2 separate regions of the Mus musculus genome follow, and region 1 is linked to region 2. A link is a contact called in ENCODE Hi-C or POLR2A ChIA-PET data. All regions are on one chromosome and are shown on one strand. Each heading gives the region's core, a stretch centred on a gene start or an enhancer-like site at or near the end of the contact. The rest is flanking DNA. Distances are from core to core; before and after follow the strand shown. Region 1 holds the start of Nme6 (NME/NM23 nucleoside diphosphate kinase 6). Region 2 holds the start of Cdc25a (cell division cycle 25A).

Evidence for each region. A loop is a pair of places that touch in the nucleus more often than their neighbours do. ChIA-PET counts read pairs that join two places held with the same protein, here RNA polymerase II (POLR2A).
Region 1: POLR2A ChIA-PET joins it to region 2 with 21 read pairs in embryonic stem cell. The contact joins the promoter of Nme6 here to the promoter of Cdc25a in region 2. A Hi-C loop is called at or near these places in 2 of 37 maps with a recorded cell type or tissue (T-helper 17 cell and mouse trophoblast stem cell). POLR2A ChIA-PET finds 5 or more read pairs at or near these places in 3 of 5 experiments (Patski and embryonic stem cell).

What each region holds. Positions count from the first base shown.
Region 1 is chr9:109,830,177-109,835,859 of GRCm38, reverse strand. Nme6 (NME/NM23 nucleoside diphosphate kinase 6) reads right to left here and starts at 3,066. Exons shown (of 7, transcript NM_018757.1): 1 at 3,053-3,066; 2 at 2,565-2,664; 3 at 446-542. The coding sequence starts at 535. It also overlaps the pseudogene 3000002C10Rik.
Region 2 is chr9:109,872,773-109,878,954 of GRCm38, reverse strand. Cdc25a (cell division cycle 25A) reads right to left here and starts at 3,376. Exons shown (of 15, transcript NM_007658.3): 1 at 2,796-3,376; 2 at 1,721-1,794; 3 at 645-687. The coding sequence starts at 2,965.

The sequences.
Region 1 (5,683 bases), core at 1,817-4,316, 43 kb after region 2:
AAATAATACACTGTAGCTGTCTTCAAGTGCACTAGAAGAGGGCGTCACATCTCATTATAGGTGGTTGTGAGCCACCATGTGGTTGCTGAGATTTGAACTCAGGACCTTCAGAAGAGCAGTCAGTGCTCTTACCCACTGAGCCATCTTATTAGCTAGGGCTTTTCCTCGTAACTGCTATTATTATTAACTGCATTTGTGTGTATTTGTGTGTGTGTGTGTGCGTGTGTGTGTGTGTGTAGAGGTTAGATGACAACTTATAAGAGTTGTTCTCCCCTTCCACTATCTGGGATGTAGAGGTCAGACTCAGGCTTTAACAGGCTGAGCAATCAAGCTGGTCCATCTAGGTTTTCAACCTCAGCATCTACCACATGACTGAAGTGTTTGTTGCCACAAGTGGCCCTGAGTCACCTGAGCAGTGCAGTGGAGACTTCGGGTTCATTCTTACCTCCAGGATCAGTGGGTGGGCAACTGCATCAGGCTTGATCAGGGCTAGTGTGAGCTGAAGAGCTTGGGGACTTCGCAAGATGGAGGTCATCTCTGCCCTGGCATCAGAGAGCTGGGTTAAGGACTACGCAGCATTGAGCTCTCAGCACCTTCTACCTGGAAAGAGGTAGCCTTGCAAGCCCAGTAGGGCTTTCACCCGACACTCACAGAGCTATACTCTGTGTTATACTGTAAGGCTGTATGACACTCATTCACTTTCCTATTTGCACTCATGAGATCGTGGAGGGGACACCCAGGTTACCCTGTGAGACACACGTTCGGGTTACACAAGTATAAAGGCACTAGGGAGCTTTCCACTGAAGAGGAATTAAGCTGAGCACAGGCACTGACTTGGTCAATACTTCCCTTATCTTCTAAACTCTTCTGTGTTTTAAGCAAGGTTTATGATGTCTACACTTTTGAACAGTCTAGCCATAAGACTGCAATGACTGGCTCTACTTTTTTTCCCCTTGGGTTTTCTTTTTTTCTTTTTTAAAAAGATTTTATTTATTGTTACATGTAGGTATACTATGGCTGTCTTCAGACACATCAGAAGAGGACGTCGGATCTCATTACAGATGGTTTGGAGCCACCATATGGTTGCTGGGATTTGAACTCAGGACCTTTTGAAGAACAGTCAGTGCTCTTATCCACTGAGCCATCTCACCAGCACCTCCCTTGGTTTTTCAAGAGAGGGTTTCTCTGTGTAGCCCTGGCTGCCCTGGGACTCACTCTGTAGACCAGGCTGGCCTCGAACTCAGAAATCTGCTTGCTTCTGTCTCCTTTGAGCACTAGGATTAAAGGCTGTGCCACCACCGGTGGACTTGACTGCCTCTACTTGTGAGGTCCTATTTTCTAGCCATCTTCTATCCACTGTAGAATTGGAAGGATAATAATAAAGCTTCATGGCCACACACCACTTCTTATCTACCATTATATGTCATGCATATGTATTTATCATTTCTATCTGTCTACAAATACAGAGAAGGTGTCCAGGGCCACACACTGGGCACAATCAGGTAACATTCTCATTATTTTTAGCCTGAATATAGCTTAGCAGCCATGGTAGTTGTACCAGGGTTAAGAGCAAAACAAAGAAACTATGCTAATGTTTCTTCTGCTCAAATCTTCTTTACAGCTTACACTGGATGTTCCATTTTAACTATGGAGCCAAGCCTCACCTAACCAGTACGGGAACAGCACACCCATTTAACCTAATAATATTCTAGATGGTCACATGGCACAGTGGCCATGGGGATGTCCTTGAGACTCCCAGTTCCTCACTCTCCACACTATTACCAAGTTCTGAGAATCTCACCTCTACAAATTTGTAAGGACAAAAACGTCCATACAAGTTGGGCAGTGGTGGAGCACGCCTTTAATCCCAGCACTTGGGAGGCAGAGGCAGGTGGACTTCTAAGTTCGAGGCCAGCCTGGTCTACAGAGTGAGTTCCAGGACAGCCAGGGCTACACAGAGAAACCCTGTCTCGAAAAACCAAAACCAGAAAAAAAAAGTCCATACAAATCTTTTCCTTATAATTACCATTACCCCTTTGTCTTGGACTTCTGTGACACCCTCTGTGATGGTGTCTAAACTTTACTCTCGCCACTCTGCAAATCTGTGCTAAAGAACATTACAGCTACTGGAATGAAAGCTAATCATATAGACTCCTCTTTAACCCTCCAAAGGATATTCTGATTTTTGAAGACAAAGGTCCTCACACAGACTCTGGGACGTTAACCTGCCCTTTTTGGCACTTCTGTCCCTGGGCACTCCTCTGGGTTCATGTGGTGCACCTTACTTCTTCTGCTCCAGTGTCATAGGTGTTTTCAGTCCCATGCCTTTCTGGCCTGACTATCTTCGTGTAAGGACGTGTTCCCATCCTCTCCCCCCAGCCCCCAAGTTCCACTCCCTGCTTATCTCCCACTTGCCCATTTGCACTCGGCTCACGTCTGCAGTCATACTTTCTCAATGCTTCCTTCGGTTACATAGTCCACATAAAGGACAGCTTCATGAAAGCACAAGTCCGCTTTGCTCACCATCTTCACCTCAGTCCCTCCGCAGGGTGCCTAGTACATACCTGGATTTCCACAGATCTTAGCTGGATGAATCAGTGCATGAACCTGATCTAGCCATTCCAAGGCCAGGCTGCTAAGGGGTCTCCTGGGAGGACCGGCGATCTGTAGAGAGGGTGTGGTTCCAGTTAGGTTAGGGCTGTCTTAGTTATTGGTTTACAAGAAAGTGCTGCCAAGCAAAGAAACTGGCTTGACTTTGTCAACCGATCAGACATTTACACGTTTTACAAGTTGCCTGGCCAACTGAGGAAGCCACTACTTTAGCGCCCACGCTAGTCACGTGGTCGCTGGCCCGTCAACTCCACTTCTGCAGCCACACCTCCTACTCGTCTCCCTCCCTCCCCAGCCGCCCCCTAAGTCTTGGCTCCCAACCCTCCTATTGCCCTCGTATTCTAGGACACAACCGAACAACCTGGGCTTCTCTACTACAGGCCGAAGCCCACACCAGACTCAGTTATTCGGTCTCCAAAGCGAGCCCGGGTTCTGGGTTCACCTGGTACTCCCGCCAATCCTCCTGGTCACCAGGCACTGAGCAAGATAGCCCACGGGTCCTTTGGGGTCCTTCAGGCACGCGGCAGGGCAGCCCTCCGGATCCTGCAGTCTGGCGCTGCACGCCTGGTGGGCTAGAGAGATCTGTTGCGGCGCCGGCAGCTTGTTTACACAGCGTATCTTCCTCAGGAAAGTCCATTTCTTTATTTTTTTTAAAGGCTTTAATTTAAAAATTTTTTACGTGTAAGCGTATTCTGCCTGCGCATGTATGTTTCACGTGCGTTCCTTGTGCCTATGAAACCAGGAGAGGGCGCTGGATCCTCTGGAACCTGATGGCTGTGAGCTTAGACCTGGGTATTGGGAATATAACCCAGGTTCCCATGAAGAGCAGTCTGTGCCGTACCCTTAACCACTGAGCTATCTCTCTAGTGTGAAAATCCATTTATTATGATGTTTTGCCTGTAGGTATGTCTGGGTACAGCACCAGGGTGACTGGTGCCAGTAGAGGCCAGAAAGGGCTGTCAGCTGGAACTGAAGTTACAGATGTTTTGAACCATTGTGTGGGTTCTGGTATCGAACCCACCTTCTCTGCAAGATCAGTGAGTGCTCTTAAACACTGAGCCATCTCTCCAGTCTGAAAGTTCATTTTTTGTCTGTCTGCCTGTCCTGCTGGTGAAGGCATGAGTTCATTTCTGCTTTCACGGGATGAGAATAACCTTACTATATACCTGCAGTCAGGCATCTTGTTTTAATTTTACTTCCCAGGCCGGCCATGCCCAAGTTTACTTACTTTCTTTTTTTTTTTTTTTTTAATAATATTATTATTTATTTTATGTATATGGGTGCACTGTAGCTGTACAGATGGTTGTGAGCCTTCATGTGGTTGTTGGGAACTGAATTTTTAGGACCTTTGCTCACTCTGATCAGCCCCACTTGCTCTGGTCCACTTCGCTCGCTCAGGTACACTGTAGCTGTCTTCAGACGTACCAGAAGAGGGTGTCAGATCTCATTACGGATGGTTGTGAGCCACCATGTGGTTGCTGGGATTTGAACTCAGGACCTTTGGAAGAGCAGTCAGTGCTCTTACCCACTGAGCCATCTCACCAGCCCCCCAAGTTTACTTTCTATAGTTCATCCTCATTAACATACCTCTGGAGTATAAGAGACCTCCCATGAGCTCAGTTTTCCTTCTGCCTATGTGGCTTCTGCATGCACATACAACACACACAGTGGAAGACTGGTTGCATAGTTTACATGTGTTTCAACCATTCTCAACAACAAGCCAGCATAATCAAAGGGCAGATGTAAAGGAGGATGTAGAGGTTTATTTGGAACTGTTGTTAAGAACTAACGAAGAGGCTCTCTGCTCCTCCCTGTTCCAGAGACAGCTGCATCTTCTTGGGCAGTGCCAGCCTCATCCGGTAGACAAAATGGTGAAGGTTTGTGTGAACGGATTTAGCTATATTGGGCGCCTGGTCACCACGGCTGCCTTCTGCTCTCCACATGGCAAAGTAGAGGTTGTTGCCATCAACAACCCCTTCATTGACCTCAACTACATGGTCTACATGTTCCAGCCTGACTCCACCCACGGCAAATTCAACGGCACAGTCAAGGCCGAGAATGGGAAGCTTGTCATCAACGGGGAAGCCCATCATCATCTTCTAGGAGTGAGACCCCGCTAACATCAAATGGGGTGAGGCCGGTGCTGAGTATGTAGTGGAGTCTACTGGTGTCTTCACCACCATGGAGAAGGCCGGGGCCCACTTGAAGGGTGGAGCCAAAAGGGTCATCATCTCCGCCCCTTCTGCCGATACCCCCATGTTTATGATGGGTGTGAACCACGAGAAATATGACAACTCACTCAAGATTGTCAGCAATGCATCCTGTACCACCAACTGCTTAGCCCCCCTGGCCAAAGTCATCCATGACAACTTTGGCATCGTGGAAGGACTCATGACCACGGTCTGTGCCATCACTGCCACTCAGAAGACCGTGGATGGCCCTTCTGGAAAGCTGTGGCATGATGGCCGTGGGGCTGCCCAGAACATCATTCCTGCATCCACTGGTGCTGCCAAAGCTGTGGGCAAGGTCATCCCAGAGCTGAACGGGAAGCTCACTGGCATGGCCTTCTGTGTTCCTACCCCCAGTGTGTCCGTTGTGGATATGATGTGCCACCTGGAGAAACCTGCCAAGTATGATGACATCAAGAAGGTGGTGAAGCAGACATCTGAGGGCCCACTGAAGGGCATCTTGGGCTACACTGAGGACCAGGTTGTCTCCTGCGACTTCAACAGCAACTCCCACTCTCCACCTTCGATGCCAGGGCTGGCATTGCTTTCAATGACAAATTTGTCAAGCTTATTTCCTGGTATGACAATGAATATGGCTACAGCAACAGGGTGGTGGACCTCATGGCCTACATGACCTCCAAGGAGTAAGAAACCCTGGACCACCCACCCCAGCAAGGACACTGAGAGCAAGAGAGAGGCCCTCGGTTGCTGAGGAGTCCCTATACCAACTCGGCCCCCAACACTGAGCATCTCCCTCATGATTTCCACCCCAGCCCCCCATAACAGGAGGGGCCTAGGGAGCCCTCCCTACTCTCTTGAATACCATCAATAAAGTTTGCTGCATC
Region 2 (6,182 bases), core at 2,127-4,626:
AAACTGCTGGTATGAAGCAGCACTCATTCCCAGTAGTGTTTCTAGCATCCGAGCAACTCAGCAGGCACAGCTAACTACAGAGCTCTAGTCCACTGTATGAAGAACGTTATTCAAAAATTAAGTTTTGACCAGGAGCAACAGCGCATACCTTTAACCCAGCACCCATGAGGCAGGCAGGCAAGCCAGGGCTTCAAAATGAGATTCCATATCAAAAGCTAACCAACAAGTTTCTTCCTTTTGGGAGGTTCTAGGGATTCACCCTGCCTGGGGCCTCACATACCACACGAGCACTCTATCACCGAGTTTGCACTTTATTTATTTATTTATTTATTTATTTATTAATTAATTATATGTAAGTACACTGCAGCTGTCTTCAGACACCAGAAGAGGGAGTCAGATCTCATTAGGGATGGTTGTGAGCCACCATGTGGTTGCTGGGATTTGAACTCGGGACCTTTGGAAGAGCAGTCGGGTGCTCTTTGCACTTTGAGACAGGATCTTACTACATTGCCCAGACAGGCCTTGAGTGTCTGATCCTTTCGCCTTAACTTCCCGAGTAGCTGAGACCGCAGGCCTGTGCCACTGGGCTTACTTAAGGAAAACTTTCCTTCTAAGTAGAAAATTTTAAAGTAACGAATACATACTTTTCTTTACTGTCCAAGGGCCCAGGAGAATCTAGACAGAAACCTTTGAGAAATAAAAACAAAATTCTTAGGAAGTAATACACATTCTGGTGTTAAGCAACATTTCCTAAGTGCACCCATGGATCCTCTATTTGCAAATACCATCAAGGGAAACAAGATTGAAGAGGCCAACTAATATCAAGATTGACTGATTTTTTTTTCCCCAGATAGTACTGACCCCTCTAAGTTTTTGTGGAGTTATTTTTTCAAATGTACTCATTTAGGGGTATGAAAAATACAACCAGGTAAGTTCAGTTCCAAGGGGCCAATCTGGTGTATATAGTGACACTGTGTCTTCAAAAAGTAGCGTTAGAGAGATGTTTCAGAAGAGCACAATTGCTCTTGTAGAGGACCTGAGTTCAATTCCCAGCCACCACATGCTAACGCCAGTAACTCAGTTCCAAGGGATCCGACACCCTCTCCTGGCCTTTGAGGAAAGTACACACCACATGCACACACGAGAGGCATGTGAGCCAACATCCACATATATAAAAGCACACATTAAAAAAAAAAAAAAGAAAAAAGAACTGGAATAAAGATTTGGCGCTTCTTCTCTTCATAAACTGTCTCAGGAGCTTCCTCTGTACTCTACTAAAGGGTGTTTGTCACTTCACACCACACCACACCACACCACAATTTCTATGTGTACTGTTGCCAATTAAATTCCTAGGCAAGATGCTTCCCGAATGGCTGACTCCAGATGAATGTGAAGGCTGAACGGACACCTGGAGTGGTCAGGGGGATGGATGGTGGCCCATGCCTTTAACCACAGCACTCAAGAGGCAAGAGGCCAATGTGATCTACATGGTGAGACCCTGTCTCAAAATAAATAAATTGATTTAATTAAATTCTTAAAAATAAGTGGCTTAGTGGTTAGTAGCACTTGGTGCTCCTGTAGAGGGGACAAATTCAGTTCCCAGCAGCCATATCAGGCAGCTCACAATGGCCTGTAACTCCAGCTCCAGCGGCTCTGATGCCTTCTGATCTAAACACACACGAGCACATACATAGACACACATGAACAGTAATGGCAATACCTGAATCGGTCGATTCTGAGGAGCCCATTCTCTGTAGACTGCTGTTATTTCTCACTTCCATTTTCTCACAGTCACTGAAACCAAGAGAGGCACCTCCACATGAGCAATTTCTAGCACATGATTAAAAAAAAGGTGACATACAGGCCACGAAGTAGCCAGGCTGCCACAAACCATCTTTGAGAGACCAAGCCAAGGACACCCCACTTGGCCACCCAGAATACCCCAGTTGGCATTTAAACAAAGAAAGGAGTGAGTGGTTTGGCCTTGGGCCACATTGTCAGACAGGCCTGTGGCAAGGGCTGGGTTTCCTTAAAGGAGAGCCTCAGTCTGAGGTTCTGAGTGAGCCAGGAGTAAGGGCAAAGGTGACTAGGCCAGGAGTCCCAGCTTTTCAGGGTTTGCAAAAGTTGTAAGACAAGTTTAGGAGGCGAAATACCCAACATCGAAGGAAAAGCAACTTCACTAAAAATAGTGTTAAGCATTTTTGTTAGTGATAGTGGTGTAGGACTACAAAGTCCTCGAAGATTTCCAATATGGAAAAGTTAGGTAAAAAGTGATAGCTTAAAAAAGGTAGTAGATGGGTAGATACAAGAAACGTGCCGGCCAGGTGGCTGCATAGATTTTACACAAATGCAAGAAAAGAAAATGCCACGTCCCTTTGTTGAGAAGGAACAAAGCTTACAGGAAACTAAGATCCGGCGCGGGTGGTTCAGCAAAGAGGGCCTAGGAGGACCCATTCTCACCCTCCCTCCCAACCCCCATAAGGGTAGATTCCAAAGACTTTTCTGGAATAGAGACAGCGTAGAGAGAAATCTGAAAGGGGTGAACAAGACAGGATGCCCAGCAGGCTTCCTCGATCTCCGCGGTCTGGCTCTTGGCTGAGGATAGCCCTGGACTATCCGAACGGCCTCTCCCGCCCAACATTCCGCCCGGGAGGGAGGGTGCACATGGCGGGCCCTAGCCAGGCCATTCCGGGTCGGAGCATCAGAACCAAGTGGACAGACTCTGTTTCCTGCTGGATCATCCCGAGGGCCGACCAGAGGCCAGCGGCCTGGGGCATCGCTCGCTGGTCTCTCACCTGCCCAGTCCTTCCAGCTGGTCCATGGTGACCGTCAGGTTGGTGACAGGGGACAGTCCGCCAGCAGCTGACGCGCCAAACAGCATCTTCCCCGTGGGCTGCGGCGCAGGCGTGGGGCTGCAAGCGAAGAACAGGCGGCGGCGGTGGGGGGGCTCCGGGCCCAGTTCCATGGCGCCGCCGGGCCTGCCCGGACTCCCGCTCCGTCTTCCTCCGCCTCCGCTGCGCCGGGCCCCGCCCCGCTGGCACCGGCTTCAGCCGCGTGCCACGCCACCAGCGCCCGCGGGTCAAACACAAACACGACCCCGCGGTTCAGAGACGCGGCCGCCACGGGCAGCGGCGCGGACCGGCGAGCGTAGGGGACTCGGCAGGCGCCAGGCACAAGCACCGGTGCTTCCCTCTCTGTCCCGCGAGGCCCGCAGGCGGGCGGGCGCCTGCAACCTCAAGATTAAATCCAAACAAACTCCGTGGAGGAAGAGTCTTGAGACCACCGCTCCGACTAACTCGCCTCACTTTTTTTCTCCCTCCTTGCTCCGTAGCCGGCTCGCAGAGAAGGAACCTTCACTTCCCTCACCACCAAAGTGGCCTTAGCGTTAATTGCTGCACACTCAGGATAGCCGCCGCCCCGCCCCTTTCCTAGTTGGCGCCAAACGGAATTCACCAATCAGGAAGCAAACTTCTCCTCGCTCCCGAATGACAGCTGAGCCGGACCAATGAGAAGGAAAGGAGGAAGCGTCTCGTGGGCCTCCTCGAGGTCACGCCCTCTCTCGGTGGGGGCGAAGCCTGAAGAGTTGGGAGGTGGCTGAAATGAGAAAGGAGTCAATGAAACTTTCTGTGGGGGCGCTAGTCCCTACCGAAAGGCCCCGCTCTTTTTCAGTTGCATGCTGGGTAGTGTAGTTCCTACAGCGTGTGCTACACACCTGTCTGAGCTACTGAGCATAGTGCTGTGCACTTTTTTTTTTTTTTTTTTTTTTTTTTTTTTTTTTTTTAGGAGACAGAGAGACTAGGGAAGGCCATCTGGACCAGGCGTTGGCTCTTCTCTAACTGTGTGGTACAGTACCATGGATCCTGGATCCCTCTTTTCCTTCACAGGACTTCAGGCTCTGATTTTGTCTTTCTTTTTTTCTTTTTCGAGACTGGGTTTCTCTGTGTAGCCCTAGCTGTCCTCGAACCCGCTCTGTAGACCAGTCTGGCCTCGAATTCAGATCGATCTGCCTCTGTCTCTGCCTCTCGAATGCTGAAATTAAAGGCATGTGCCACCATTCCTGCTCCAGACTCTGATTAATTAATTTAATTAATTTTTGAAATAGGGACTTTTTTTTTTAATAGCCCGGGCTGAAACAGGAGTAGTTGAGAGCTATGATCCACAGATAGCAAGCAGAGAGAAGGGGGTGGGGGGAGGTGGGATGGAGAAAGGAAGAGGGAGAGGGAGGGAGGGAGGGAGGGAGGGAGGGAGGAAGAGAGAGAGAGAGAGAGAGAGAGAGAGAGAGAGAGAGAGAGAGAGAGAGAGAGAGACTTTGCCTGGTGTGGGTTTTTAAGAACTCAAAACCCACTCCCATCTACACACCTGTTCCAACAAGGCCACACCTTCTCTAAAATCCCTCCCAAACAGTTGGGGATCAAGCATTCAATCATATGAGCCCATGGGAGCCATTCAAATCACTGTAAAAGTACTAGGCAACATTTAGTGTTTATGTACATGACAGTGTTTCATGTGTGATAACTCTACTAGTGTACTTAATCTTTACAAGTCTTACATCACAAAAATAATTCCAGGAGGGACCAGAGTGAAGGGAAGGTAGTTACTTTATTCACTATTTAGATGAATAACCATTATATCACAAGACATGGTTATGGGCTTCTTAAGTATCTTCACTATGGCCATATTTGTGATTCCATATATTTTTCTTTTGAGACAGGGTCCCGTGCAGTCAGGCTGGCTTTGGACTCTCTATAGTCAAGGATGGCCTTGAATTTGATCTCCCAGTTCACCACTGAACTTAGTTTTGTGCTTGTTAGGTAAACACTTCTAAGTAAGCTACATCCCACCCTACCCCCATTGAGCTTCCCCAGTTACATTGCTCAAAGGATGTAATTTGAGCTGGGGAAGGTGAGAAATACCTGCAACTACAGAATGTGGGAGTTGGAAGCAGAAATTTAAAGTCACCTTCAGCTGCACAGGGAGTTCTAGGCCAGGTGGGGCTACTTAAGGCCCTTCTCAAAAAACAAGCAACACCAAAAAAAAAAAAAAAAAAAAAATGTAAAGCGGGGCGTGGTGGCGCACTCCTTTAGTCCCAGCACTCGAGAGGCAGAGGCAGGCGGATTTCTGAGTTCGAGGCCAGCCTGGTCTACAAAGTGAGTTCCAGGACAGCCAGGGCTATACAGAGAAACCCTGTCTCGAAAAACCAAAAAACAAAAAAAAAAAACAAAAAAACAAAAAAACAAAAAAAAGAAAAGAAAAGAAAAGAAAACAACAACAACAACAAACCTAAGCAACAACAACATTAAAAAAAAAGTCTTGGAGCTGATAAGATGTCTCAACAGGTGAAGATGCCTGTGAGCCAAACCTGATCTTTATTTTTCGAGACAGGGTTTCTCTGTATCGCCCTGGCTGTCCTGGAACTCACTCTGTAGACCAGGCTGGCCTCGAACTCAGAAATCCCCCTGCCTCTGCTTCCTTAGTACTAGGATTAAAAGTGCGCACAACCACTGCCCCATCAATGTGTAAAGATCAAACAAAATTGAAGTAACACGATATGAGTTGGCTTGCTTATTTCTCTTAAAGGTTTTCTCTTGTAAACGAAGTTGCAAGGGAGCTTGTACAAGGCCACAAACTTTCTGGCCCTGAGTAAGCAGAGCTGCTATTTCAGTGTTCTTCATATTTGTTGCTTGTTAGTGGTACTGAGGGTGAGTTTATTTTTAAGAGTTTTTATTATTATTTATGTATGTATATGTGTGTCTGTGTATGTGCAAGTGCCTGATAAAGCCAGATGCATGTCCCATCCCTCAGAGCTCCCATTACAGGTAGTTCACAGCGACCTGATATTTGTGCTAGGTGTTGAACTTGGGTCCTCTGTAGAAACAGTACCTGCCCTTAACCCCTGAGCCATCTCTGCTGTGGTGGACAGTCTTTTCAGACAGAGTTTCTTGTATCCCAGTCCCTGGCCTCATGGCCTAAAATAGTTTTGAACTCTGGTTTTATGGATGCCTGTTCCCAAGAGCAGGGACTATAGGAATGTGCCACCATCTCCAATGTAGACTGGGGTCACACAAAAATAATATAGACACTATCTCAACCTAGCTGTCTTGCTTTTTTTCCCCACACATCATATATATTAGAGATGGTTTGATTTCAGCAGATAAGTGGCTAACAGTTTGGAAAGACAGATT